2 separate regions of the Homo sapiens genome follow, and region 1 is linked to region 2. A link is a loop called in an ENCODE intact Hi-C map of the cell type or tissue named here. Cell type or tissue: sigmoid colon. All regions are shown on one strand. Each heading gives the region's core, and the rest is flanking DNA. Links, peaks and the distances in the headings are about the cores only.

Region 1 (8,846 bases), core at 462-8,461, 180 kb before region 2:
CCGCACAGGGGACGGGGTGAGGGCCGCAGAGGGGACGGGGTGAGGGCCGCAGAGGGGACGGGGTGAGGGCCGCACAGGGGACGGGGTGAGGGCCGCACAGGGGACGGGGTGAGGGCCGCAGAGGGGACGGGGTGAGGGCCGCAGAGGGGACGGGGTGAGGGCCGCACAGGGGACGGGGTGAGGGCCGCACAGGGATGGACACCCCGAGCGACTCTCCTGGAGGTCCCCAGGGATGGCTTTAGTGCAGGGTCTGAGGGCAGGAGCTTTGCCCCAGCCACTGTGTGTCAATTCCTCCCGGAGTGACGGGACTGGGGCTCTGCTTCCGGGGCGAGTGCAGGGTGGGGCAGGGGCCCTAGAGATCCTGGGACCCAGGCAAGTCCCTCCCTCAGGCAGCCAATGGGCCCCACTGTGGTGTGGGGTAGCCAGGCAGGACCCCTGCTGCCTTGTCCCCTTGCCTCCCATCCCTCTACCCCAGCCCCCGACCCCCGACCCCCACCCACCGCCACACTGACCCAGTGCGGGTGGAAGGCCAGGCAGCTGATGGCGCCGACCCGCTGGCCCATGAAGCCGTCGTAGTACTTGATGTTGTTGATGAGCTCTCCGCTGCTGTTGTAGATGGCGGTGAACTGATTGACGGAGCCACTGTGGGGAGAGAAAGGGTCCCGGCATCACTGCCCTCTTCTTTGAGGATGGAAGATGGGCGCAGATGCCGAGACCGCGGGGACAGGCCGGCTAGACCACGGGGACAGGCTGGCTCGGGGCAGGTGTGACCCTCTGGTCACTCTCACTGAGGACTCGGGCCTGGCAGGGCCCTGAGAGTTTATCCTGGGAGGATGTGGTGGGCAGACATCTTTTGTTTTTATGTCCCCACAGCAGTGAAATCCTCCCCTGCCCTCCTTCAGCTCCTGGGGGCAGGAACACAAGAGCCTCCCGTTTGCACAGAGGCCCGAGGCGGGTGAGCGGTGCAGGCCAGGGAGGTGGGTGGCGCCTACCATGCGATCAGGTCCGCCTGGGGGTGGATGTCCAGGGCCGTCAGCCCCTTCACGATCTGAAGCACATTTACCGACTCAGGCATCCGGGGATCAAAGATGCGCACATCTCCATTGACGCTGCCAAGAGAGGGTCACAGTGACACCTCCTCCCGGAGGCCCCATGAGGGGCCTGGCCAGGGGGACGGTGGAACCAGGTGTGTGGGGTCGCACACCTGTTTGCACACACACTGCTCAAGGAAAAAGCTGCCTGGATGCTCAGCGTCCCCAGTGAGGGCTGCCCAGGTGGGGCCCAGACATGCACCCATACTGGTCTCAGGGCCAAGGCTGTCCCCCACAAGCTCTCTCAGAGCCAGAAAAGGCGCGGAGCTTTCTGGCCTAGAGAAATGACCATGAGCACAGATGCGGGAGGAGGCTGTGAGCTCCTGGTTTCATTTCCAGCTAGAGATTAGATTTCATGCAACCGGGGCCTGCAGTCCCGGGAGACAGAGCCTGGATGGCAGGCTGTGGCCCGAGAGAGGGATGGCCTGGCCCTTTTGAGGCCCCGTGGCTCCTGCCTTCCACCCCCAGCAGGCGTCCATCCCAAGAGTTATGTTTGGTTTTTATATCACAAACAAGGGGGAAAAGAGCATCTCTTTGAAGAAATGCTGGCTTTGCATTCATAAATTACATCTTGCTCTTCCTTTAATAGGCAAATAAATATTCCCTGCTCTTGGTGCTGTATTTACCAAGAGGCAGAACTGAATTTATGTGCAGACAACTGCCACGTGCCTGGCAGACGCGCCGCCCCTGCCACCCTGCCACCCCTGCCCGTGGAGGGAGAGCAGCTGCCCAACTCCCCCCGGAACCCTCCGCAGTTGGCAGCCCAGGAAAGTTCCCAAAGCGCCTGCAGGTCAGGTGTCCCCCAGCAGGGGAGCAGCTGTGGCCCCTGGGCCCCTACGGGCTGCGCCTGATCTTTCTGGCCAGTTCCAGGGCAGGAGTTAATTACTGCCCGAAATGCCATCCCCTTCCAGCTGTTTAAATACCAAGGACGTATTTTAAATGGAGGGGAAAATAATGTTTTTACAGCAGAACGGCTGCTAAATATCGGCGCTCCTCACCTCACACTCACGATGTGGCCGTCGGGACGCTTCTGCAGGGAGGCCTTCACCACCCAGGCTGTGTGCTCCCGGTACGTCATGACGCGGCTGTAGGGGAGGGGGCACGCTCAGCGTGGGGCTTCCCTGAAGGACGTCCCCACCCTTCGGGGCTCTCACCGGGAGCTGCCCAGGTCTGCCTGTGCCAGCGGGTCCGCAGGCCCTCGCCCGTCCGCTCCCCACGAGGGGCTAGTGCTCACGCAGGGTCAGAGCCCCCTCCAGGTGACCTGCTCCAGCAGAGACCCCCTGTGTCCTCCCCAGGCTGGCTCAGGGCTGGGCCCTAGGTCACCGTCAGGCCGCTGGAGGACTGTCTGAGCCACATGGAAGCTGCCCAGAGACGGGGGCCAGGCGGCCATCGCAGCGCTCCCAGGCCCTGCCCACCCTTTGCTTTGCTTCCCTCAAAACTCCTCATTGTGTCTCCCCGATCTGTGCAGACTGGAGGGTCAGGAATGAGAATCCCAGACCTAAAGCTGATGAAGCTGGAGGCACAAGGACCTTCTGGGAATCCTCGCTCTGTGCTGGGTGAAATTTACTTCTGCTGCATGAGCCGTGTGGGCCAAGACGGACTGTCCCCTGCTAGGCCCGGACAGCACCTGCCCACGGGGGTGCTCAGCAGAGGCAGTGCCCGGGGCTGCTGTGCCCACGCGTGTGCCCTGTCCCCTGCCAGACATGGACAGCACCTGCCCACAGGGGTGCTCAGTGGAGGCAGTGCCCAGGGCTGCTGTGCCCATGCGTGTACCCTGTCCTCTGCCAGACGCGGACAGCACCTGCCCACAGGGGTGCTCAGTGGAGGCAGTGCCCAGGGCTGCTGTGCCCACGTGTGTGCCCTCAGACATCCCTCCCCAGACACTTGCTGCATGACCCAGGAGGTGGCAGGCAGTGGCAGTATTCTGTTCAGGTGAGCTCAGAGGTGGCAGGTGCCTGGCTGCGGCCCTGCCTCACCCCGACAGCCTCTGCCTCCAGTCCACTGGCTCATCCCACATGGCCTGTCCCCTGTGCTCCTCCATAGGCTGTGGGGTGGACCTCTGTGGGGCAGACCTTTGTGGGATGGGCCTCAGTGGGACGGGCCTGGCGGCTTTGGGGAGCCCAGGACTGGCCTAAATACGCCACTGCAGGCTCCTGGGGAAGCTTTGCATCTCACTGAGAAACCTGGACCCAACCAAATGGCAGTGACACGGCCCTACCACCTGGAAGGTACCCTGCCAGCACTCGGGGAGGGAGAGGACAGGGTCAAGGTACCATTCGCTGAGTGCCATCCTTCTGTCGTAGACGCGGATGGAGCCGTCACCGAGGCCAGCCACGATGAGTGAGCGGTGGGAATCACAGGACAGACTCGTCACACAGCTGTCTGCGCCCGTAGGGATGTCCTAGAGCCAAACACAGGCAGCCCGGTGAAGACCGGGGCACCGAGCCACCCTCCCTGCTGTCCTGCAGCGCCAGGACCCCTCTTGCTGCCTGCCTGGCTGTGGGGATCACCCTCCCTGGCTGCAGGGGCCTTTCTCTCTATCCAGGGAAGCATCAAAGGCCTGGGGAGCCCAGGAGTCCCAGGGAGAGGCAGGGGCTGGCAGGACAATGAGTCACGCCCTTATCCCTTGGCCCTGGAGGGACAGCCCTGAGGCCCTGAGGCGCCTGGGACCCAGCCAGTGAGGCAGAGGCCAGCCCCACCCCGAGCGGAGGCCTGCAAACGCCTCTGGGAAGGACTGGCTGTCAGTGCCAATTAAACTTCCAACCTCTCTCTGTTTCCTAAAAAGGAAAGCAAAGCACATTTTGGCAAGGACTCCTCACTGGCTGCGTCTCAGAACTTCTAATGAGCTATGGGACGAGTCCAGGAGGGGTCATCTGGCTCCCTCGGGGGCTCTAAGTGCTGGAGAAGCGGGGGCGGGGGCGATGGCACCTGCCAGGGACGCAGGAGGAAAAGGGCCACGAGAGGGAGAGCGCTTTCCACGCACGATGGGCGGTGCTGGGTTGTGCACTCCAGGAGGAAACACAGGCGTGGGGATGATGGGGCCAGACCCCTGCGAGGGGCAGAGCCGGCTCTGGGAGCACCTGCTGCGCTCTGTGCCTCCACCCACCTCTGCAGGAACAGCACCTGCCCCGCAGGCCACCTGGGCCTCTAAGCCCCCACTGGTGACCAGACCCTGAGGATCAGGGTGTCCACGCTGTGCCCTGAGGGCTACGTCTCGTGTGGAGCCACAGCTCCAGACAGGTGCAAGACCCCCCCACCCCAAAGAAGGTGCCATGAAAGCTGCTGGTGCCTCGAGGGATCCACGGTCACGTCAGAGGGGAGGCTGCCCACACGGGAAGGCCTGGGCCAGGTTCTCGGGCTGCTGCTGCCCAGAGCAACCACAGCAGCTTCGAGCAGCTGAGGGTGCCCAGGCCTCCCCTCTGCTGGGCCTGCTCCACACCGCCCTCTACGGCAGCAGGGCTGAGCCATCCCTCCTGACACCAGATGGCCTGCCCGGGAGAGAGGCTGGGTATGGCCTCTGTGCCACACCTCTCCCTGGGGACCCAGAGGAAGGGAATACTGGCTCTAAAGCCACCTCAGGCGCTGCCCCTCACAGTATCTGTGGTCTCGCCTCTGCTCCAAATGAAGTCAATGCAGTTAGATTTCTGCTGAGCGCGGCCTGCTTAGGTCTCTACCACTTTTCCAGGCTGTCTTGGGCAAAACCAATGTACTCCGCTTTTTGTCAAAACTGAAAATAGCAGATGCTTTAAGAAGCAAAGAGGCTTCTGGCCGGGCGCAGTGGCTCACGCCTGTAATCCCAGCACTTTGGGAGGCTGAGGTGGGCGGATCACGAGGTCAGGAGATAGAGACCATTCTGGCTAACACGTGAAACGCCGTCTCCACTAAAAATACAAAAAAAAAATTAGCTGGGCGTGGTGGTGGGCGCTTGTAGTCCCAGCTACTCGGGAGGCTGAGGCAGAAGAATGGCATGAACCCAGGAGGCGGAGCTTGCAGTGAGCCGAGATCGCGCCACTGCACTCCAGCCTGGGCGACAAGGCAAGACTCTGTCTCAAAAAAAAAAAAAAAAAAAAAAAGAAACAAAAATCTTCTGTCTTCTGTAGCGGCTCACACCTATAATCCCAGTGCTTTGGGAGGCCAAGGCAGGAAGATTGCCGGAGCCAGGAATTCGAGACCAGCTTGGGCAAATACTGAGACCCCTGTTTCTACAAAAAGTTAAAAAAATTAGCCAGGCGTGTGGGTGCATGCCTGTAGTCCCAGCTACTTGGTGGTGGGGGGGGGGGGTGAGGTGGGAGGATCACTTGGACCAGGAGGTTGAGGCTGCAGTGAGCTGTGATTGCACGACTGCACTCCAGCCTGGGTGACGCAGGGTGACAGAGTGAGACCCCATCTCAAAAGAAAAAAAAAAACGCCTCCAAATAATTAATCATTCTAATTTACAATTGGTCACCCTACTGATTTCTGACATTCCTTAATTTGCAGAGAGAAGACACTACTTGCAAACACTCAGAGCTGGCGCAGCCTGAGCCATACTGCAGCGCAGGGCTGGGTGTTGCAGTTCACCTTCATCCAGAGGCCTCAGGGAGCCCACGTCTCCTCCCAGCATTGTCCCGGCACTGTCCTCCCAGGCCCTGACTCCACCCCTGGGATGGCCAGGCCTCACCGCACACTTTGCTGGGTTCTGTGACGAGGACCAGCCCTGCACACACTGCCCCACAGGCCCAGGGCTTGGGGGACACCTGCATGGTTACCTGCACCTTCATCTCACGGTCTGTGTCCCAGATCCGGACGATCCGCACGTCTCCTGAGCTCATGAGGAGGCCGGTCTCCTGCTCCCAGTCCACCACCATCCCAGCTCCTGGAGAGATACAGTGGGACATGGCATCACCCCATGGGCCCTTGCCTTGGGCAGGCTTTGGGGCCTGCTCTGGGCAGCAATTTGGCCAGCAGCTACAAGGTACCCCTGCCACCATCGAGCCCATCTGGTGGGTCCATATGCCTCATATGAGCTCCCGCTAGGGACCCTGGTGTGCCCCACGTCCAGGCTGGGGTGACAATTCTGAGCTGGAACTCCCAAGTCCGGGCCGGGATGACAATTCTGAGCTGGAACTCCCAAGTCCAGGCTGGGGTGACAGTTCTAAGCTGGAACTCCCAAGTCCAGGCCGGGGTGACAATTCTAAGCTGGAACTCCCAAGTCCAGGCCGGGGTGACAGTTCTAAGCTGGAACTCCCAAGTCCAGGCCGGGGTGACAATTCTAAGCTGGAACTCCCAAGTCCAGGCCGGGGTGACAGTTCTAAGCTGGAACTCCCAAGTCCAGGCCGGGGTGACAATTCTAAGCTGGAACTCCCAAGTCCAGGCCGGGGTGACAGTTCTAAGCTGGAACTCCCAAGTCCAGGCCGGGGTGACAATTCTGAGCTGGAACTCCCAAGTCCAGGCTGGGGCGACAATTCTGAGCTGGAACTCTGAGTCTTCCCCTGACTCGACTATGCCCCAGGCATCGCTAGAGGGAGCAGAGCCTTCCAGGAACATCTGTCTAAGGTGTCCACTGTTCGGAGCAGAGCCTTCCAGGAACGTCTGTCTAAGGTGCCCACTGTTCGGAGCAGAGCCTTCCAGGAACATCGGAGCAGAGCCTTCCAGGAACATCTGTCTAAGGTGTCCACTGTCCAGAGCAGTGCCTTCCAGGAACATCTAAGATGCCCAACATCCGGAGCAGTGCCTTCCCGGAACGTCTGTTAGGTGCCCACCGTTCAGAGCAGTGCCTTCCAGCAACGTCTGTCTAAGGTGCTCACCATCTGGAGCAGACCCTTGCAGCGACGTCTAAGATGCCTGCCGTCTGGACGCCTGGGCAGAACTGGCAGGTCTGGGTGACTTTAGGAAGGCTGTTAAGGCTTGAAGATGAGGGTCCTCCTTTTGGCCCTATCAAAGCTTGAGGAAGCCGGTTCTTCTGAGACAAACAGGAGCTCGGCATGGGCCACGGGCCGGCAGCCTTCAGACAGCAAGGGGCTGACTCCCGACGGCTGGCGTCAGCAAGGGATGGACGGAGAGAATGGGGCAAGGGCTGCCCTTTGTGTGGGGATTAGACAGAGCAGAGCAACCCCCACCTCACGTGACGGCCTGTATTTAAAACCAGATTCAGTTCTAAAACTGTAATGATAACCATTTTAAGATACAGAAAGGAACACCATAGTAATCCTTGTACCCACCACTCAGCTCTAACTTTGCTAACATTTTACCATTGTTTGCTCTTTTTTTTTTTTTTCATAGAGAAGCATAATTTTAGACACAGTAAAAGCATCGTCTGCCCCTGCGCCTGCCTGGGAGGGCTGTCCCTTGGGCTGAGGGCGCCTCCCAGGGGCTGCTGAGGTTTTCCTGCTTACGCACGCTCATCAACAACGTAACATGCCTTCCACATTTCAAAAAACCTCTTCAGTGTCAAAATGGGGCCTATTTTCTAGCAACTTGCTTCTTTAATGTTAGGCTTTGAGGATTTATCTGGCCCAAGACACACAGCTCTGGTTAACTCATTTAATCTTGCGTTACCTTCCACTGTACAACTAACCCCGTCATTTGAGCTGCCCCTGGCTTTGTGAACCATGTCACAGTCAACAACTTCACGTGTCCTTGCGGGTGGAGAAGGAAGCGCCTAGAACGGAACTGCCAGTCATGTATCCTGCATGACTCTGATCTCCCCAGGGAAGGCCATTTCATTCCCCAAATGGGTGACCATCTACACTCTCGGCAGGACACACACAAGCCAATGTCCCCAAATCCTTATCGATGTGTGGTGTTTGCCGTTTTTTTTCACGACAGACAGTTGCACATATTTTTATATATATTCTGTAACTCGTAGATACTGCAAATATCTTTTCTTATTCTGCCACTTACATTACAACCGTGACATTTTTCTTGTGGTCATGAAGAAGTCTGTAGAGTCAAACCTATTGATGTCTTTACCCTCAATCTCTTGTTCAATCTGTCTTTTTGTTCCTCACTGTTAGGAAGATTTCCTCTTGATTTTTCTCTGAAAGGCTTTTACAGGTTAGGTCTCTCACTGTGATGTGTTTTGTGCATGGTGTGAGGTAGGGGTATCACTGCATCCTTTTCTATATGGCATCAGCTGTCCCAACACCATTTAGCAACATGGCTCCTTCCCTAGTGCGCAGAGGTACCCTGCCACTTGCGGCCCTTCTGGGCTCACTGCTGCGCTGAGGGCCCTGGTGCCTCTTGGCCTGGCTGCCCTGCAATTGCAGCTTCTTAATGCCGTCTGCGCCTCTTCAATATTGCCTTGGCTGGTCTGCATTTTATAAAAATCTCTCCTGGGAATATAATCAAAAGTGTATTAATAAATCCACAGATTAATTTGAGAACTGCCAATCTCCACAATGATGAGTCTTTTCATCCATGGCTATGGTGCCATGAACACTGCATGTGCCTTTTATAGTCTTCAATTAGAGTTTATGCTTTGATCTGTGAAGAAAGTGCATTTGTTGGATTCATTCCTAGGTATCTTGCAGTTTTTATTCCCGTTGTCTATGATTTCTTTCTTTCTTTCTTTCTTTTTTTTTGAGATGTAGTCTCACACTTTTGCCCAGGCTGGAGTGCAGTGGTGTGATCTTGGCTCACTGCAACCTCCGCCTCCCAGGTTCAAGTGATTCTCCTGCCTCAGCCTCCTGAGTAACTGGGATTACAGGCACCTGCCACCATGTCCAGCTAATTTTTGTATTTTTAGTAGAGATGGGGTTTCACCATGTTGGTCAG
Region 2 (8,846 bases), core at 311-8,310:
GCCACGACAGTTGTTCCTTCTCTGAGGTCTCGTGATTTTACCGTCCTGATCCTCAGTCAATATTTTATTCTTTTAAGAGACCAGGTCTTGCCCCACTCTGCTGTGTGGGCTGGAGTGCAGTGGCATGATCTCAGCTCACGGTAGTGGTGAACTCCCGGGCTCTAGTCATCCTCCTGCCTCCTTCTCCCGAGAAGCTGGGACCATAGGCGCACCACCATACCAGGCTAATTTTTTGAAGAAAGTTTGGTACAGACTGGGTGTTGCTATGTTGCCCAGGCTGGTCTCAAACTCCTAGTCTCAAGTGATCCTCCCGCCTGGGCCCCTTGAAACGCAGAATGACCATTCTTTAATCGTGTGGGGTGTATGGAAAATGTGATGAAGAAAAACACAAAAGAATTAAAATGGAAGGAAAACTTTAGAAAGACTATTTCTTTGTGATTTTTCTAACTGCTGCTTTCAAATGAGATGGGAAAATGACTGTTCCAAAGGGTGCCAAGCAGATAAACAGCTGATCATTTTCCTTCTTCAGAGCTCCTGGGTTGCATTCGGTTTGCTAAGGAAGAACATAGGATTAGGGGAAGCAGTTTCACATACCCTGAAGGAGGTTAATTTTCTATCTGACATCAATTTTTATCTGTCATTAACATCAGGCTCCTAACAGCGGCTCCCAAGATCAGAGATGTCACTGGCCTAGCACCTTGCGGCACAGAAAGAGTGACTCGGTGTGATTTTAAAGTAATGTTGGTAATTTGATTAATCCATGAAAAACAGTATTTTTCAGAGTTGTTATATGATCAAAGTAAAATGGCAAACTTTTATGGTATGGAGTAGATACAAATGCCCTTAGGTTTTGTCTTTTCCCATTTGATAAACTGCATAATGAAATAACACTTTAACCCCAGCCACGGATGCTCGCTACACAGAAACCTGCTAGGGAAAGAGCTCCTTCCCTCTTCAGCCTCTGGCGTTCACCTTTTCTTTATACAGTTCCAAAGTCACTCCAGCAATACATCTATTTCTGCCATTCCTGCAGAAAACATTCTCAAAGTTAAAAATAGATCCAAAAGTCCAAGCTATGCTTATTTAAGACTTCATCACACCATTTACAAAAATTAACTCAAAACGGACCAAAGGCCTAGACGTAACAGCTAAAGCTATAAAAGTGCTGGAGTCGGCGCAGGCGTCAAACTTCATAACCTTGGATTAAGCAACGGCTTCTTAAACATGACACTAAAAGTACAGGTGACAGCAACAACAAAATAGATAAGATGGACTTTACCAAAATAAAATAAAACTTTCCCACCTCAAAGGACTCCATCTCAAAAAAAAAAACAACAAAGGCCAATAAGCCCATAAAAAGATGCCTGATGTCATTAGTCGTTAGGGAGATGCAAAGCGGAACAGTGAGATACCACTTCACACACAGCAGGACGGCTGGAATGAAGACATACCAGAGACACTTTCTCTAGTCCTGCTTGAATATTCAAGTTTTTAATAGTTTTCAACCACATATCTAAAATTATCCGTAAATTTCGAAATAACATGAAACCAGGTGATCTTTACTATCCAGATGACCTTTCCTGTCTCTTCCTCCCACACTGGCCTCCGCTCCCCCTTCACTTTCTTTTTTCTTTTTTTTTTTTTGAGAGGGTCTTGCTCTGTTGCCAAGACTGGGAGTGCAATGATGCCATCTTGGTTCACTGCAACCTCCGACTCCCTGGTTCAAGCGATTCTCCTGCCTCAGCCTCCCCAGTAGATGGGATTACAGGTGTGCACCACCACGTCCAGCTAATTTTTGTATTTTTAGTAGACAGGGTTTCTCCATGTTGGTCAGGATGGTCTTGAACTCCCGACCTCAGGTAATCTGCCCACCTCGTCCTCCCAAAATGCTGGGATTACAGGCGTGAGCCACCACGCCCGGCCTCCCCCTTCACTTCCTGATCAATAACTCAGCACTTGGGTTCACCAAAAAGATTTGGTCCAGATGTCACACTGTGGGGCCTTCTCTGTCTCCGGCCTTGTAATACTGGTCGGTCCAGATGTCACTGTGGGGCCTTCTCTGTCTCTGGCCTTGTAATACTGGTCCTTTCTTGCAGTCACGTACAGGACCTGCAGAATACAGTCTTTCCCCTGCAATATGCAAAGTAAGGAACATTTTCTCTCTGAAAATAATGTTGTGTTGAAAATGACACTTTCATATATGTGTGATTTGGGGCCGTGTAATTAGAGCAACCTTTTAGTAAAGAAGTTTGGCAGCGCCGGGCACAGTGACTCACACCTGTAATCCCAGCACTTTGGGAGGCCGAGGCGGACGGATCACAAGGTCAGGAGTTCAAGACCAGCCCGGCCAGCATGGTGAAACCCCATCTCTACTAAAAATACAAAAATTAGTATTGGGCATTGTGGTGCACACCTATAGTCCCAGCTACTTGGGAGTCTGAGGCAGGAGAATCGCTTGAATCCAGGAGGCAGAACTTGCAGTGAGCCGAGATCACGCCACTGCACTCCAGCCTGGGAAGACAGAGTGAGACTCCATCTCAAAAAAAAAAAAAAAAAAAGGAAGTTTGGCAAAAGATATCAAGAGCTATATACTTTGACCTACTGATCTTATTCCCAGAAACATATTCTAAGAAATAGTCCAAAATAAGAAAATATTATTATTTTTTTCTTTTAAGAGACAGGATCTTACTCTATGCTATGTTGCCCAGGCTAGAGTACAGTGGCACAATCATAGCTCATCATAACTTTAAACTGTTGGGCTCAAGTGACCCTCCCATCTCAGCTTTCCACGTAGCTGAGACTACAGCTGCATGCTACCATGGACAGCTAAGGAAGGTTCTATGTACCGCAAAGATGAACAGGAAAAAACTCCTTGCAAGCACTATAATTTTATGAGAGGGAAATGATTAAGTAATACTGTCTATAAATGTGATGGAATACTAAATTTGAAAATATCAATAGCAATATAAAATCAGTGATCTTCAAATTAAAAACAATACAAAATATATTTAATTCCAAGTAAGTAAAATTATGTGCATATATGGACAAATGTATGAAGAATATGGAATAGCAAAAACAGTGGATTCTGGGTAATTTTTCTTTCATTTCTTCCTTTTCATTGTTTACTGTTATAATATTATTTGTGCAATAAATTAAAAGATAGCAAAGGCTCCCTCTGGGGTTCTTACAATGATGGCTATTTCTGGGTCATGTGGTTTGACAGCCAAACGTGGGGGCTGTCTGTTTTTCATCCTGTGCCCAACAATGCTGCACCTTTGATGGGTTAGGCATAAGCCAGTATTTCTGAGCTAAAAAGAAATTTGATCATCAGTGGGAAACCAGGGCTGGCTCTGCCTCCTTGCTTCTGCTGCACTTTAGTATTTTCAACATTCTCAGCTACCCCCTGAAGCATCTGAGAAGAAGAAAACAACTCAAGAAGCCTAAACTCAAAGTAAAGAAAAGAGAAGACTGGCTGGGTATGGGGCTGACACCTGCAGTCTCAGTACTTTGGAAAGCTGAGGCGAGAGGATCGCTTGAGGCCAGGAGTTTGAGACTATCCTGGGCAACATAACAAGACCGCTACCTGTTCAAAAGAGAAAGAAAGAAGACTAAGAACAAGTCAAAGGGGAAAGTCTCAGGAAGAAAGGAGAAAAACAGCACAGAGAAAATGGCTGAAAACAAGAAGGAAGTGGGAGTAAAAGCCCTGCAGAAAAGGCTTTCCCATCTTCTCCACTGCAGGAAACAGGTGTTCCACCTTTGGGTTGAAGCAGCGGCTGGAAGCCTGGCCCCGGGCCAGGCTTGTGGGGCGGCTGAGGGGCCAGACTTACACCATGAAGATGCAGACAGCAAGACAGTGGAGGACGGACAGACACAGGCCCAGGAGCCCGAGGGAGGAAGGTGCAGAGACTCTGCCAGAGCACGACTACGCACAGGCGGGGCCCGTGGAGGAAAGCTGCATATAAGCAAGCAGCTTAATTACTTGAAAACCTTCCACGGCAGAGGGGCAGAGAAAGGGAATGATGAATGACTTGAGGACAGACACTGTGTCCGCAGCCTCCTTGATTTCTCTGTGGCATCTTACGGTCCCCTGCACACAGCGAGTCCTCAGGAAACACTGCGGGATGTGGCGCCGCAAATGCTACTTTGCACAGCTTCCCAGGGGCCGCCCCCATTACTGTCCCTGCCGAAAGCTCTGTAAAGTCCCCAACGGGAAGCTGGTTCTCGTGTAAAGTACGGCACGGCATCAAGTAAAGTGATAACATGTAATAACTTCAGCTCACGTTGGTGAAGGCAGGCAGCATGGAATAGTGAAAATAATACGGGATTTGGGATCAGAAGATCCGGGCTCCTGTTTGGCTCTGCCATAAATGAAGCTGTCCACCCCAGACGGCCGCACGCGGAGCATCTGGTACCTCATCAGTAACACAGTGATGTTTTATGCACTACGTCTGCTTTGACAAGTCCTGGGTTATTAGTAAGAGCAAATGTGACACCATAAGGGAGAATACTCTGTGGATTGTGAAATATGATACAATTCATACTCAACAGCTTACATGACATTGCGGCTTCCACTTCCAAAGCACTCTCCCGTGCAGCTCCCGCGCCGTCTGTGTCACACCGGAGCGTGAGCATCATCATCACACGGGCGCTGTCGAGAACCGAGAACTCAAGGCGGGTGGAGACGGGACCAGCTTGACATCCAGACTCCCAGAGTCCCCGCTTTCTCAGGATGTCACAGCGCCCTCGAGTCACACCAACAGGAGAGGAGCCTTTTAAAAACTTGAGGTGTTTCTAGTGAACACAATGATCAGTGCTTCTTTCAACGAAGAAATAGAAAAACAGGGAGTGATGGTTTACATTAAAGCCTGACTCAGCCTCGTCCTTTCTGACAGCCCGAGAAGAGGGCCTTTGTCAGGATTCAGCACCATAGCCCCCAGGGCAGGCCGCATAGCCCTGCGTGTCCACCGGGAGCTGTCTGGAGGGAATCAGAAGCGGTCGACGTCTGAGGGAGCTCTGATGCACAACAGAACACACTGAACACACCCAGGCACCAAGCGTTCCTCTTCCAGAAAGAACAGTTTGCTGGCAGCGCCACAGTGACTACACGTCCCCAGCAAGGCTACCCATCAGTCCCACCAGCCTGCCCAAGCGCCTGCCTGGAGGAGGGCCTGGTGCCAGAGGAAGCAAATCCAAATAACATCTAGGAGCCAGCCAGCTCAGAACAAGGCTGCGGGGCTGCCTTGTAAACAAACAGACCAGCCAGCCACTGGTTAACGGTTCCAACCAAGTCCTCGGTGTAAAAAATGCCCCCAGTGGCCTGCCTTGGAGCAAAGCACAGGCACAAATCAAAATAAAGGAAGGGCCTTTCCAACAAACTTTAAGTCCAACAATTGGCAAGGGAGTGAGAAAGAAGAAGAAAAACTGACCTATAAAAAGCAGAGACATTTTAAACGACTGTCTTCCCAGGCACCCCTAGAATATACTGCTTCAACAACCAACGTGGATATTAAAACCCACTGCCAGAGGCGCTATTTACCAGAGTGTGATGTAGCTGCAACTGCAGAGTCTCTGTGCGAACAGAGAAGTCCCCACTAGCTGTGTCTCTACCACAGTCCCTCGGGGCTTTGGTGACAAACTGCAGGTGAAGGGACAACATCCAGGGACATCAACAGCGCCTGCCCACCTGTCCCAAGAGTGGTGGTGCCGCTCCCGGGCAGCCCTGTGTCACTGGCTCAGCCAAACACACTGCTTTCTCCAGTGGGAGAGACCCAGGAACAACTCTGTGCCTCCCAATAGCCCAGTGCCAGCGCATGCCACCTGCAGACACACGGCTCTTTGAGAAAATCTCATTTTAAAAGCCCTGCATGCATGAAGCCACTTAAGTGGTGAGAAGGAGGAGGCAGAAGGTAATGAAGAGAAGAGCGCTCAGGTCAGAAAACCCCGGTTCAAATCGTAGCCCTGGCTCTGCCCCTGTACAGCCCCAGGCGAGTTCACACCTTGATGTCCGGCTGCCACCACTTACCTTTCACTTACACGATGAGGATAATGGAACTATAAAACAGGAATTACTGAGATTAAAAGAAACAAAAAGTCTTAATATGTACCTGGTACATAATGAAAATTAAATACACATTAGTCTGTTCCTTAAGAAGATTTTTGCTTACAAACTCAATAATGACCTCACAGTGCTAGAGCTGGTGCTTTAGTGAATGAAACAAGGTCCAAGCCATTGGATGAGCCGTGTGGCTGGTGAAGCTGCCGCAGGAGAATGGGGGCAGCTGCCCCTCATCAGGGAGGCACTGAAGACCAGACAAGGGCGGGGAGGGTAGGGGTGGGGGACCAGGCATGTGGGGGGGAGGGGAAGGGGAACAGGGCATGTGGAGGGAGAGGAAGGGGGTCCAGGCATGTGGAGGGAGAGGAAGGGGGTCCAGGCATGTGGGGGGAGAGACAGGGGGAACCAGTCATGTTGGGGACAGCACTGGTGGTCCCTGCTGGACTGGGGTCAACCCAGCACCATTTGGGTCAAGTGACAGGGAGGTCTAAGGGCTGCCCAAAACATCGAGGTCTTCTGAAAAATTGCTAGTATTGAGTTTTTGGATGTGATATTAAGGAAGACAATCCAAGACAAAGATGTACATTTATTTTTTAAAAGCAGCCAAACAGTGGCAGATTAAGGCAGGTGAACAGATTTCGACTCTGGCCTGTGTGGTCCAGGCACTCATTCACTACCCTGATACCCGAGGTGCCTCCTCACCTCTATGTGCAGAAATTAGTGTCAGGCCTGTAATCCCAGCACTTTGGGAGGCTGCAGTTGGAGGACTGCTTGAGGCCAGAAGTTAAAGACCAGCCTGGCCAATATAACAAGACCCCATTTCTACAAAAAATGTGAAAAATTAGCCAGGCATGGTGGTGTGCACCTATAGACCCAGTTACCAGGGAGGCTGAGGTGGGAGGATCACTTGAGCCTAGGAGGTCGAGGCTGCAGTGAGCTGTGACTGCCTCGCTACGCACCAGCTGGGGTGCCCGAGCGAGAAGACGGGCACGTCAGATCCAGCAGCAACAGCTTCCCCCATATCGGGGGCGAGGCCTGGAGCTGGGCATGGCGGTGGCTGGCTGAGGGACACGAGGGTTCAGAAATCCTGGGAGATGCCAGCTGGCCTCCACCCACCCCCACCCCACCCAAGTCTGAATGGAGGCAGCAGGGTTTCCTGTGTCATTCCTAAGGCCTCTCAGGTGATACCTTCCTTCCATTACACAGAAAAACAAGAAACACAAACAACCAGGGTAAACACCTGGGGCTGGGAAGGAGAGGGGGCGTTCTAGGTTGAGGAGACCTGATTACAATATTGAGGGCTGGACAGGAAGGGCAGAAAGGCTTGGGAGGTACCCCCTTCCGTCCTGAAGCTTAACTGCACCTGGAGAGAAAGAACTAGGCAATGAGGCCCAGGAGGGCCAGCGGGCGGCGGGAGTGCCCTCTTGCTGGGGTGGACCTTTTGTTTCAGGCATGAGAGGTTTATGCAGGTGTATATGACGAGGAAAGCGCTGGCAGAGGGAGAGCGTGAGGAAGGAGGGATTATCTCAGAGGGGTCAGGATAGTGATCGCTGGATGAGCTGCAGTTTCTCACAGGCAGAAGTACGTCAAGAGGAGGGCCAAGAACACAGCCGTGGGAGAACATACGTCCAAGTGCAGGAAGAGAGGCTGGCCAGAGAGTGGGAGCTTCAGAGAGGCAGCCGCAGACCCCAGGGCAGGGAAGGAGGTGCTGAAGGGGGTGTCCCTTGCTTCAGCTCTGCAGCGGACTCTTCAGGGGCAAGGATTAGGGACAGGCCAGTGAGGCTGACGGCTCAGAAGGCAGCGATCACCTCGATGGTTCCGGGAGAGCTGCTGGAATGGCAGGAAGGCAGGGGACTGCCCCGGGCCAGGAGAGGCAGCACACGCTGTATGCTGGGAGAAGCTGAGTGGTGACAGCAGCGCAAACCAGACACTCTGTCTAAGGGGAAGATGCCCGATTTAAGGAAAGAGGTGGGTGGGCTTAGGTCAGCTGCTTTCTGTGCTTTATTGCTGGTTCTGCTGGGGAAATTTGAGTACAAACATTTGTGGATTGGAAGGTGGGGATCTTGCGGACAGCAAAAGTGAAGACAGGAAGCGTTTGAGGCGGGTAAGTAGGAATTGCAGGTTGAAGGTGCTACCAGCAGTGCGATTTTCCTCTTAGAGAATGCAAACAGCATGGCTTCTTGAACAGTAACAGAGAAGATGTGTTCACAACTGATGATATCGTTGTCCTCCATTAGAAATGGTAGGTGACAGACATACCTGGATCCTGAACCTGCATGTCCATCCGACAGCCACCGCCATGCCCAGTTCTAAGCCTCACCCACACAGTGAGCTGCCCCTGCTGGATGAAATTTGCTCCTCTGTGTCCCCAAATGCCCTGGGCACCTTCCTCAGGAGAGCCCGGACCACGCTGCTGCTGAGATACGAACATGTCTTCTCAAACAGGCTTTCATTTCCCAGAGGGCTGCTACGCTGAGAAGGCACGTCCCTCCTAAAATTCCTGTTGGATCTGAGGACCCGAAGTGACAGTGCTAAGAGGTGGGCTTTAGATGACGGTTACATCCCAAGGCTCCGCCATCCTGAGTGGGATTTTAGCAACCTTATTTAAGGCGGGGGTGCTGGAGGAACATAGCCTCTGCTGCCTTCTGCCTTCTGCTATGTGAGGATGCAGCAGTCCTCCCAGGAGGACACGGGAAAAGACGCCACCTCGAATGCAGAGAACAGCCCTCACCAGACGCCAAACCCACCGATGCCTTGACCTGGGACTTCCAGCCTCCAGAACCGGGAGAAATAA

Evidence for each region. Peaks named below come from ENCODE experiments on the same cell type or tissue, not always from the same donor. Only the 100,000 strongest peaks of a DNase experiment are listed, where the experiment ranks them.
Region 1: a loop joins it to region 2, with 3 times the contacts of the local background. A loop is called at or near these places in 1 of 110 quality-filtered maps.

Annotation. Positions count from the first base shown.
Region 1 is chr17:80,954,724-80,963,569 of GRCh38, reverse strand. It overlaps RPTOR (regulatory associated protein of MTOR complex 1), which reads right to left. Exons shown (of 34, transcript NM_020761.3): 29 at 5,840-5,946; 30 at 3,365-3,492; 31 at 2,090-2,176; 32 at 993-1,109; 33 at 513-642. Among named protein-coding and RNA genes, the nearest start is that of CHMP6, 33 kb to the left of the region's middle. RefSeq lists an enhancer at 3,666-4,183. In sigmoid colon, for the core only: CTCF peaks have their summits at 1,925 and 4,507; DNase peaks (open chromatin) are centred at 1,809, 3,769, 4,469, 7,099 and 1 weaker place; H3K27ac peaks cover 993 bases.
Region 2 is chr17:80,770,034-80,778,879 of GRCh38, reverse strand. All of the region lies in intron 6 of RPTOR (regulatory associated protein of MTOR complex 1), which reads right to left. Among named protein-coding and RNA genes, the nearest start is that of CHMP6, 220 kb to the left of the region's middle. RefSeq lists an enhancer at 3,663-3,732. In sigmoid colon, for the core only: no CTCF peak of the experiment used is centred there; DNase peaks (open chromatin) are centred at 4,079, 4,649, 5,139, 5,549 and 1 weaker place; H3K27ac peaks cover 434 bases.